Linked DNA regions of Homo sapiens: region 1 is linked to region 2. A link is a loop called in an ENCODE intact Hi-C map of the cell type or tissue named here. Cell type or tissue: K562. All regions are shown on one strand. Each heading gives the region's core, and the rest is flanking DNA. Links, peaks and the distances in the headings are about the cores only. Region 1 overlaps COG5 (component of oligomeric golgi complex 5). Region 2 overlaps COG5 (component of oligomeric golgi complex 5).

The links. Peaks named below come from ENCODE experiments on the same cell type or tissue, not always from the same donor. Only the 100,000 strongest peaks of a DNase experiment are listed, where the experiment ranks them.
Region 1: a loop joins it to region 2, with 6 times the contacts of the local background. A loop is called at or near these places in 1 of 110 quality-filtered maps.

What each region holds. Positions count from the first base shown.
Region 1 is chr7:107,264,281-107,269,670 of GRCh38, reverse strand. The region is part of intron 14 of COG5 (component of oligomeric golgi complex 5); the gene reads left to right. Among named protein-coding and RNA genes, the nearest start is that of HBP1, 98 kb to the right of the region's middle. In K562, for the core only: no CTCF peak of the experiment used is centred there; no DNase peak of the experiment used is centred there.
Region 2 is chr7:107,315,498-107,320,887 of GRCh38, reverse strand. The region is part of intron 11 of COG5 (component of oligomeric golgi complex 5); the gene reads left to right. Among named protein-coding and RNA genes, the nearest start is that of HBP1, 150 kb to the right of the region's middle. In K562, for the core only: no CTCF peak of the experiment used is centred there; DNase peaks (open chromatin) are centred at 767 and 2,177.

The sequences.
Region 1 (5,390 bases), core at 157-5,156, 51 kb after region 2:
ATAAAATAAGAAATAATAGTGACTAATATGGAACATAGAAGTAAGATGGAACTAAAATACAAGTCCACATTAAGGTATAAAATGAGGAAAGAGTGATGGATTTTAAAGCATTTTAAAATGCATGTCATTGTTCAGAAGGATTGTAAAGCCATAGATATATTCACTTAAATTGAATATAATTTTTTTTTTTTTTTTTGAGACGGAGTCTTGCTCTGTCGCCCAGGCTGGAGTGCAGTGGCACGATCTCGGCTCACTGCAAGCTCCACCTCCCAGGTTCATGCCATTCTCCTGCCTCAGCCTCCCGAGTAGCTGGGACTACAGGCGTCCGCCACCACACCCGGCTAATTTTTTGTATTTTTAGTAGAGACGGGGTATCACCGAGTTAGCCAGGATGGTCTCAATCTTGTGACCTCGTGATCCCCCCGCCTCGGCCTCCCAAAGTGCTGGGATTACAGGCGTGAGCCACCGCGCCAGGCCTAAATTGAATATAATATTAACAATTTAATTATGACTACTGAAAGAATAGAAATAGAATATATAACTTAGAATTAAGTTAATGGAAAAGGGTAAAAAAGGAAACTATCAGTTGAGTAAAAGGCTGAAAAATATACAGAAACAAAAGAAGCAAAAATTGAATCATGACAAATAAGGGAAAGTTTATAATAAGGTAGTAAAATAATTCCAACATATACATCACTGATCACAATAAATATAAATATACTAAACTGGCCACTGACATTTTTCAGTTTGCATAGAATCAATGGCTGAATTCAGCTTCGTGTGACATACCTAAAATATAAGGACAGATAAAGGATGAAAGTAAAGGAATGGAGAAAAAATATTTCAGGCAAATACTAATCAGAAGAATGCTGACATAACGATATTAACATTAGACAGAATAGACCTTAAGTCAAAAAACATTATTAGGGATTGTGAAGGTCACATATTGAGAAAAGGAACAATTTACAGGAAGGTAAAGAATTATGATACACCTTACAAGACAGCCTCAGACTAATAAAGCACAAGTGGATAGAATTATAGAGAGAAATGGACAAATCCACTATCAAAATGAGAGACTGTGGTGGGGAAGAGGGTCAGTCAAGCCACACTGGAATTATATCCTTTAAAACTACTTCTCTTGAGATGCTTTCTCAAACACTTATAGCCATTTATGGCAAACACAATCATAGAATGACGAATATAGTGCCATGTTTTGCAAACTGAATTCCTGCTTTCGATCAGGTAATGAACCTTTTTTCCTGGTTTTACATTATAAACATTAATATTAAAACGAATATACAGAAAGAACCTAATTAACTTGGAGTTCAGTAATACACTTTTTTATTATTAGGACTTTAGCTGAACTGAATATTATTGTTGGACTATATATAAAGAATTTCTTAGGCCAGGTGCAGTGGCTCACGCCTGTAATCCCTGCACTTTGGGAGGCCGAGGCAGGCGGATCACCTGAGTTCGGGAGTTTGAGACCAGCCTGACCAAGATGGAGAAACCCCGTCTGTGCTAAAACTACAAAATTAGCCAGGCGTGGTGGTGCATGCCTGTAATCTCAGCTACTAAGGAGGCTGAGGCAGGAGAATCGCTTGAACCTGGGAGGCAGAGGTTGCGGTGAGCCGAGATTGTGCCATTGCACTTCAGCCTGGGCAACAAGAGCGAAACTCCGTCTCAAAAAAACAACAAAAAGAATTTCTTACTACGAAAAGTAATAATGCATGTAAGATTATAGATTTAATTACATTTTTAAAATTATTTTTTAAAAATAGAGGTGGGGATCTCACTATGTTGTTCAGGCTGGTCTCGAACTCCTGGCCTCAAGTGATCCTCCCACCTCAACCTCCCAAAGTGCTGGGATTATAGGTGTAAGCCACCATGCCCGGCCCTTACCCCAGTTATTTTTTTTAAATTGTATTGATTAATTAGGGCTTAATACTAGGAAGCTGGGATTTTAGTTATTCTGTATCCCTCAAAGTAATAAACTGTCATTCTTTTTTGAAATTCTGTAGTTTGAAGTTTAGTTTGTACTATAATCAAATTACTATAAATCAAAGAAGCCTTATTCTGTACATTTCATGTAGATATGAAGGATTGTTTAAGTTGTTAATAAATTACTTACAGTATTCATTATTGGAAAGTGGGAAAAGCTCAGCATACCTGAAAGTGAACAGTTCTTTCTTTTTCAAATAATTAAAAATATGCAGACTTATGACTCTAAATTTAATTAACAAGGCCAGTGTTTAGGTCATGGGTAGATAGAAATTCTATCTGCTGTTCAAAAGCTTAAGATCCTTTCAGGAAAAATAAAAGCTCTTAGAGAGGATAATAGATTTGATTAGATGATTCATTCTTAGCAAATTGTGTTTGCGTTTCTTATCCCCTGTATTGCCAGGTGGAGATTTTGACAGGAGCATGGGTAATCTAGAGAAGGTTAATGAGAAAGTTAGGTTGAGAAAGGGGCTTTGTGTGGTAGGAATTGGTGGTATTTGAGCAACAGAGTTTTGAGTTACAAAGCTGTATTTTATTCCTGTGTGGTGTTCATGCTCATCTCTCATGCATAAACAAGACATGATTTTGTTTCTTACTTTTTGGTTATATATTAACTGTTCAAACTGGATCCCATCTCAAGCTGTCATCTCTTTAATAACAGATTTGTGTGAAGATTTAGCCTGATGTTAAGATACAACATTACCATTGAGTCTGTTCTGTGGTTCAATTATACCTGTCTTTATTTTGTAAATAGCTAGTAAAAAACCTCTTTTTAAAATTGTCAAATATTTGATAAATTTAACAGTCCAGGAGATAACTAAGAATGAAGAAGGCAATGAAATCATTCTCTGAACTGCTAGATTGATGTTACAGTGTCCATATACTAAAGCACACACACATAACTCATAGGAAAGTCTCCCGGCTTTAACATGGTTAGTCCTCTGGTTTCCCACTTCAAAGCAAGTTAGACCAAGATGAGGGAAGAGTATCAAAAAAAGATCAAAAAAGAGAAAGTTTACACCCTAGGAATAACTCGTATTCCTACGAGTTATTAAACAAGAAAGTTTACAACCTAGGAAGGACTCGTAAAATCACCAAAATTTAAAGAAGAATAGGAAACACCAAATATCAAAAGAGGTAGTAATCTAAGTTTGTTTAATGAATGAAGGGGAATGCAGCTATATATACCCTGCTAAGCTTGGATGAAGTCACTAAAAGCAGAGAAGAGATGTAACAGCATAAAAACACTGCTCAAACACTTGTGAACATTTACAATGGTTAACCTAAGTAGAATTTGCCTTCTTCAGGTACATGTTCTGTGTATCTTATTTATGAAACCAGAAAAGTATGGCATACGCTGTGAGAATATTTTCTTGAAAATATTTTCTGATAGTTTTAGCACTCAAGAAAATTAGTTTCATTTATTATCAAAATTTAGTTAGATTGATGTGCTGGGAAAGTGACAAATTCCTGTGTAAACCTACAGATTTGTCCTTTATTATACATTTTCAAAAACATACCCTAACCCTGGATTCCACATAAAGTATAATTTCTAATGTATTACAAACTCTCTCACACACACGTGTGTGTGTATTATTATTATTATTGTTGTTATTATTATTTGGAGACAGGGTCTGTCACCCAGGCTGGAGTGCAGTGATACAGTCACAGCTCACTGCAGCCTTGACCTCCTGGGGTCAAAAAATCCTGCCTCAGCCTCCTGAGGACCTGGGACCATAGGCAAGAACCACTATGCCCAGCTAATTTTTTCATTTTTTGTAGAGACAGGGTCTCACTATGTTGCTCAGGTTGGTCTCAAACTTCTGAGCTCAAGCGATCCTCCCACTTCAGCCTCCTAAAGTGCTGGGATTACAGGCGTGAGCCACCATGCCCAGCCTATACAAACTATATTTAGCCTGAAGGATCTTTGATAATTTAATTGTGAGCACATACATATTTAAACATATAATTTTACATTTTTATAGGATAATTGACAAGTTATAATAAACTAAGTGATATTTAATCATAAGTCTTACATTCCTTAATCTGAACCAGGTAATCTATGATAAAAGCATTTGAAAAATAAACATGAATAAAAATTAAGGCTGAGTGCAGTGGCTCACACCTGTAATCTTTGGAAGATCCCAAAGGTGACTTCTTGAGCCCAAGAGTTTGAGACCAGTGAGGGCAAAAAGTGGACCCTGTCTCTACAGAAAATTTAAAAATTAGCTGGCCATGGTGGTATATGCCTGTGGTCCCAGCTACTCGGGAAGCTGAGATGGGAGGATCACTTGATCAGGAGGTCGAGGCTGCAGTGAATCATGATCATGCCACTGCACTTCAGCCTGCGTGACAGAGGGAGACCCTGCCTCAAAAAATAAAATAAAAATTAATTATTTTTGTCTGTGTCACAGATCGGTAGATTAAAAAGTACCTTGATGAGATTATCTTTTCCCAAATCCTTCCTTTGGTCAAGTAAACAATAACCAAAGCAGTTTATCTTGTCGTATTATCTTAAATCTTTCAGAGATAGAGATTGCATCCTTTTAATGTTTATAATTTATGAAATTATATTGTATAACAATTTCTAAGTATATTCTACAAGTAAACCTTTTAGATACTTTATGGAATTCCACAGTGCCTTTTACTAGTGTTTTACTAATCTTCCTCTTTATGTAATGCTTCATACTATTTCTTTACATTTTTGCTTTTTTTTTCCAGTCTTTTTGTGAAAGCAAACTGCTGCATAGACATATCTGCTTTCTTTTTTTACAGTTCACAGTGTCACTTTAGCTCCTTTCATTGTTTGTTCCATCATGTGAATTGCCTAATAGACCCAACCATTCCCTTATTCTTAGACATGTAGGGTTTTATGATTTCTCAGTTTTATAAATATAATCTTTGTGTATAAACTTTTCTCTATTATTTTCTTATGATCCATTTTCTGGGGTTCGTTTTTGGTTTTTGTTGTTGTTTTGAGACAGGATCTGGATCTGTCGCTCGGGCTGGAGTACAGTGGTGTGATCTTAACTCACTGCAATCTCCACCTCTTGGGCTCACACCATCCTCACACCTTAGCCTCGCAAGTAGCTGGGACCTACAGGCGCGTACCACCACACCTGGCTAATTTTTGTATTTTTTGTAGAGATGGGGTTTTGCCATGTTACCCAGGCTGGTCTCAAACTCCTGGGCTCAAGCGATCCTCCTGCCTCAGTCTCCAAAGGGCTAGGATTACAGGTATGAGCCACCGTGGCCTGCTCCATTGTCTGGAATTTTTTTACAATATATTTCTTACATACATAAGGGTATGGCAATTTTGAGGCTCTTGGAATATATTGCTCCTTAGTATCTCGTGACTAGAGGATCATTGAACTGTATATCTAAAAAAC
Region 2 (5,390 bases), core at 121-5,120:
TGTCTGTACTTAACCAATCATGGTTTTCTGTTCACTGAGCTTCCAAAAACATCAGTGTGAAGTTTTTCTTAAGCATTATCATCTCCTTTCTCTCAGAGAGTCCTGTAATTATGGAGAGGGTCTCATTTTACAGTGTGACAGAGGGGACCTATATTTATACCTTTAATTATACCTCCCTCTGATCTCTCTTTCCGTACTTATCCTTTAAGATACTAGACAATGAAATAGATCTTCTTTTACTGACCAACCTAACCTGCAATTGCAACCAGTTTTAGACTTGGACAACCAGAAAGACACCCTTGATATGCATCATGACTTAGGCTGGTTGGGGTTTCCTTGTGCTGATTACTGAATCTTGAGATCTCTTAGTGTTGCTGATGTTTAGATAAAAATTCAATCGAACAAAACAAGATTATATTTCCTACCATTCACACTAAGAGGGGAACCAGGAGCATTGCCAGTTTTCCATGGATGTTTGAATGATCTATGGCATTTTGCATAGAAAAGATATTCTAAAAGGAAAATTGTCATTGCAGAGTTTTATGTAAACAGATATAAATCCCTGTTGTTGCTATTAAGCCATCGCTCACATAGTCTAACCTTTAGTTACACACTTTAAAAATATTTAAAATAGTATAAGTAATTATTCCAGCATAAGGTAGGTAAAATCAACATCTGTCTTCTACTATTTATATAACAAAACTTCACAGAGTCACCAATTTTTCAGTGTTGACACAATTTTTTATCTTGTCTATGCCGTCTTGCCACCTCATTCTCCTTATCTCTCATTTGTCTAGCCCTAAGCTTGCCTGCATGGGTCTTTTCCAACATGTCACACTCTACAACATCAGAGTGTTCACTCTTTTCTAAAGAATTATACTTTTCAGTTTTTTTTGTTGTTGTTGTTTTGTTTTTTGAAATGGAGTCTCACTGTGTTTCCCAGGCTGAAGTGCAGTGACTATTCACAGGCACAGTCATTGCACGCTACAGCCTTGAACTCCTGGCCTCCAGTGACCCTGCTGCCATGGCCTTCTGAGTAGCTGGGCCTACAAGAGCACTACCACACCCAGCAGGTGATGTTTTTTGAAACTGGAGAAAACCAGTTTCTTATCACTCAGTCACTCAGCATAATAAATTAGAGATTAGTTGTGTTGGATCCTAAATCACGTAAATTTTGAAAAGAAAGAAAAAAGGTCATTTAATGGACTTTTACTTCCCTACATGGAAAGGTAACTGCTACTTTAGATGTTCTCCCATTATAAACTAGAACAGTGAGTAAAATTTGTGAAACACCTGTTTTCAGACATTGGGCAACAGGCAATATAGAACTGTGATCTCAGATAAACCAAAACAAATTGAACGCTAAAATCACCGCAGCTTTCTACCTGGCAATTTCCAGACAGCTGCACACACAAAAAAATGGGAATCAATATATAGTCTGCCATTCTTACTGATTCCAGAACTCTTTAAAGGATTACAACAAAATCTGTCACTTAACAATATAGTATCACATATTCAGCATCCAATTAAAATGAGTGGACATGAGAAGAAGCAGGAAAATGAGACCATAACCAGTAGAAACAGAGAAGCTGAAGTATCAGTAGTATAAGCAGACTAGGAATTTTAAAACACTTCTTATAAATGTTATAAATGTGCTCAAATATTTTAAAAATAACATATAATGAGATAAATGGACAGTATCAAGAAGAATCAAATGGAACCTCCACATATGAAAAATATAGTATCTGAAATTAAATGCAGATTTAACCCTGAGAAGAAAAAAAAAAAAATCAGTGAACTAGAAGATACAGCCATAGACATAATTCAGAATGAAGGACCAAGATTTAAAAACAAACTTAAAAAATTATTAGAGTCTTAGGACCCATGGGACACATCAAGCAATCTAACATATGTGTAATTGGAGTTTCAGAGCCAAGAGAGGAAGGGAAAAAGAAAAAAGTTAGAAAAAAATAGTTGTTGAAAATATGTGAAACATTTTTGTTATGGACTAAATGTTTATGTGCCACCTCTTCCAATTCATACACTGAAGCCCTAACCCCCAGTGTAACTGTATTTGGAGATAGGGCGTTTATGGAAGCAATTAAGTTTAAATGAGGTCACAAGGGTGGGCCCTGATCTTATAGGATTACTGTCCTTATAAGAAGTGACGCGAGAGAGCTTACTCACTCTCTATGTACACAGGCACAAGGAAAGGTCATGAGAGCACTTAGCAAGAGGGAGGCCATCAGCAAGTCAGGAAGAGAAACTCAGCCCTACCAGAACCTTGATCTTAGACTTGTATGTAGCCTCCAGAACTGTGAGAAATAAATTTTTGCTGTTTAAGCCAAAAAATCAAAAACAAAAAATTATTTATGGCTGTAGTTGCAATGCATCTGTTGTCACATATTAATTTAAAATGTGCTTTATCACTCTAAAAAGTTTTTTAAAACCTTGGGGTGGCTATCATTTTATTTTCTTTCTTTAAATGAGTACATTTAATTTGTACTTTGAATATTTCGTCTCTCAATATGACAGGAATCTACAAAGAAAAAAGCCATTGGCGGCCAGGTGCTATGGCTCATGCCTGTAATCGCAGCACTTTGGGAGGCCAAGGTGGGCAGATCATAAGGTCAGGAGATTGAGACCATCCTGGCCAACATGGTGAAACCCTGTCTCTTCTAAAATACAAAAAATTAGCTGGGTGTGGTGGCACGCGTCTGTAGTCCCAGCTGCTCCGGAGGCTGAGGCAGGGGAATCACTTGAACCTGGAAGGTGGAGGTTGCAGTGAGCCGAGATGGCCCCACTGCACTCCAGCCTGGCAACAGAGCGAACCTCTGTATCAAAAAAAAGAAAGAAAGAAAGAAAGAAAAAAGCCATTAGCATACTTTAAAAATTTCAAGCCTTTAACCATTATATCTTCCGATATTGTTTATTATTTATTGTTTTAGAACATTTTTAGTAAAATCGTAGAAGGTAAACTAAGGAAATCACAGAAACAATAAGTAAGTTGAACTCCACAGAATAAGACCGGGATGGAAATGCCCTTGTCCGCTCATTCTAACATCTATGTTAATTCCGGGTTTTTGTTTGGTTGAATTTTCTTTCCATCAGACCTGATATTTTTCTACTTATTTGCATGTCTAATAATTTTTATTGGATATTAAACATGAACTTAACCTTGTTTGGGGCTGATTAATTTTGTCATCTCTAATACTGATAGTATCAGATACTTAAAGACAGTTTGATCCTTTTGAATATTGCTTTAAGATTTATTAGCAAATTCAAAGCAGTAATAATCTGCTATTTATTTCCCAGTTATGAGGCAACATTCTTCTTAATACCCTCAAATTATTACCCTGTGAATTATGAGGTTTTCCAGCCTGGCTTTAGAGAATAGGGATTATTCTCAATCTTATGTGAATGTAACAGGATGTTCCCTCTAAACCTTTTTCATAGTTTTCCCCCAAACTCTGGAAGTTTAATGCTGATCAGTGCTTTGCTGAATACTCAAAGGGAACCCTTTGCACATCTCTGGAATTCTCTGTCTATGCGCCTCTGTTCTCTCCGGTATTCTATTTTGTGAACTCTAGTTGTTTCTGTTTGGCTGTTCTGGGAGGGGATAGAAGGAAGGGTATTTTCCCTCTTTCCGTGCCATGGCCTGGAAAGTCCTTTAAGGTAATGAGCTGGGGCACTCATAGGGTTCATCTCATTTGTTTCCTGACTCTGAGGAATCACCGTCCTATGTTGCATGTTAAATGTCTTGAAAGCCATCTTTCATATATTGTGTATTTTTTGTTGTTTCAGATAGGTTGGTAAATCTGGTCCCTATCATATCATTGTGACCATAAGCAAAAGTTCCTCATTAAAATTTCAATGAGAAACTTTTGCTTATGGTCATGATGATTTAAATAGTGATTAAAATATTTAATGATTCAAATTTAAATAATGATTAAAAGTATATTTCAGAATATTATATGGGAGTGTGTGTGTACGTTTATTTAGTGATACTGCCATTTACTTGTCAGTGATTATCTGCTTTTCTTTCTTTTTTTTTCCTGAGACAGAGTCTCACTGTGTCCCCCCGGCTGGAGTGCAGTGGTGCATCTCCATTGACTGCAAGCTCCGCCTCCTGGGTTCACGCCATTCTCCTGCCTCAGCCTCCCGAGTAGCTGGGACTATAGCCGCCCGCCACCACGCCTGGCTAATTTTTTTTTTTTTTTTTTTTTTTTTGTATTTTTAGTAGAGACTGAGTTTCACTGTGTTAGCCAGAATGGTCTCAATCTCCAGACCTCGTGATCCGCCCGCCCTGGCCTCCCAAAGTGCCGGGATTACAGGCGAGAGCCACCACGCCCTGCCTGCTTTTCTTTTCTTAACCATTACAAACCTTCAGTATTCTCCACATGTCTTCCTTTATCTCCTGGGTCATTAGGACAATTAATGTCATTAAGAAATTTTTTCCTGTACCTTTCTTCCAAATAAGAGCCTTATTTCCTCCCTTTGAGCCTCAGAAGATAACTTAACTTCTTCTTCAAGGTCACCCATTTACCTGGTGCCCAGACCTACTCTGTTTATTTCTCTCTCCTAGCATCATCATTTATATTTCTCCTTTTTCTGTGTTGGATTTCTCCTTCTCTTTTAATTTCTTTTCCTCAGCTATAAACCTATTCATGTTGCTCCCATGTAATAAAAAATAAAACAAAACTAGAAAGTTCCTCTTTAGTTGCTGTTTACTCTCTCTCTTTTTATGTAAATTTCTCCAAAGAGTAGTTTGCATTTTTTGGTGTTCATTTTCATTCTGTTGATTTCTCAACTAGGTGTAATCTGGCTGTCTTCCATCATTCTATTGAAATTGTTCTCATTAAGGGAAGCAATGACCTACTTTTTAATTGCCAGCGTATGTTTTCAGTTCTTATCTTATGGGACCTATCTGTCTTGTATAGTGAAAGAAGCTAATGACAGGAAACATACAATATGTAGACAGAAAATCCCATTAATATTTCACCTTAGGAATAGCCTGCTACTTCTAATACCATAATTACTTTAATAACTTCCTTTGGGAGAACTCCAAAGTAAGTTGTTTATAAAGTACCTTCAATTTTTATAGCACATACAGTCCCTGAAGTGTACTGTAGTACTTCTTAGAATTATAGACAGGCAATATTAAGGAAGTGCAACCATCTGCAGAGTTGAGGATTACACACAATGTAACAGATTGTCTAAGTAAGTAATGTTTTGGCAAAGTATATCTAAAGGAAAATGTTCCTAGTTAGGAATATGTTCTTTCTGATTATACATGTTCATGCTTAGTTAAAAAAAAAAAAAGTTCTATTAGAAGGTAATCCAAGAGCTTGACAATAAATTTACTTCTTTTTGGAAGTATGCTTGAAAAA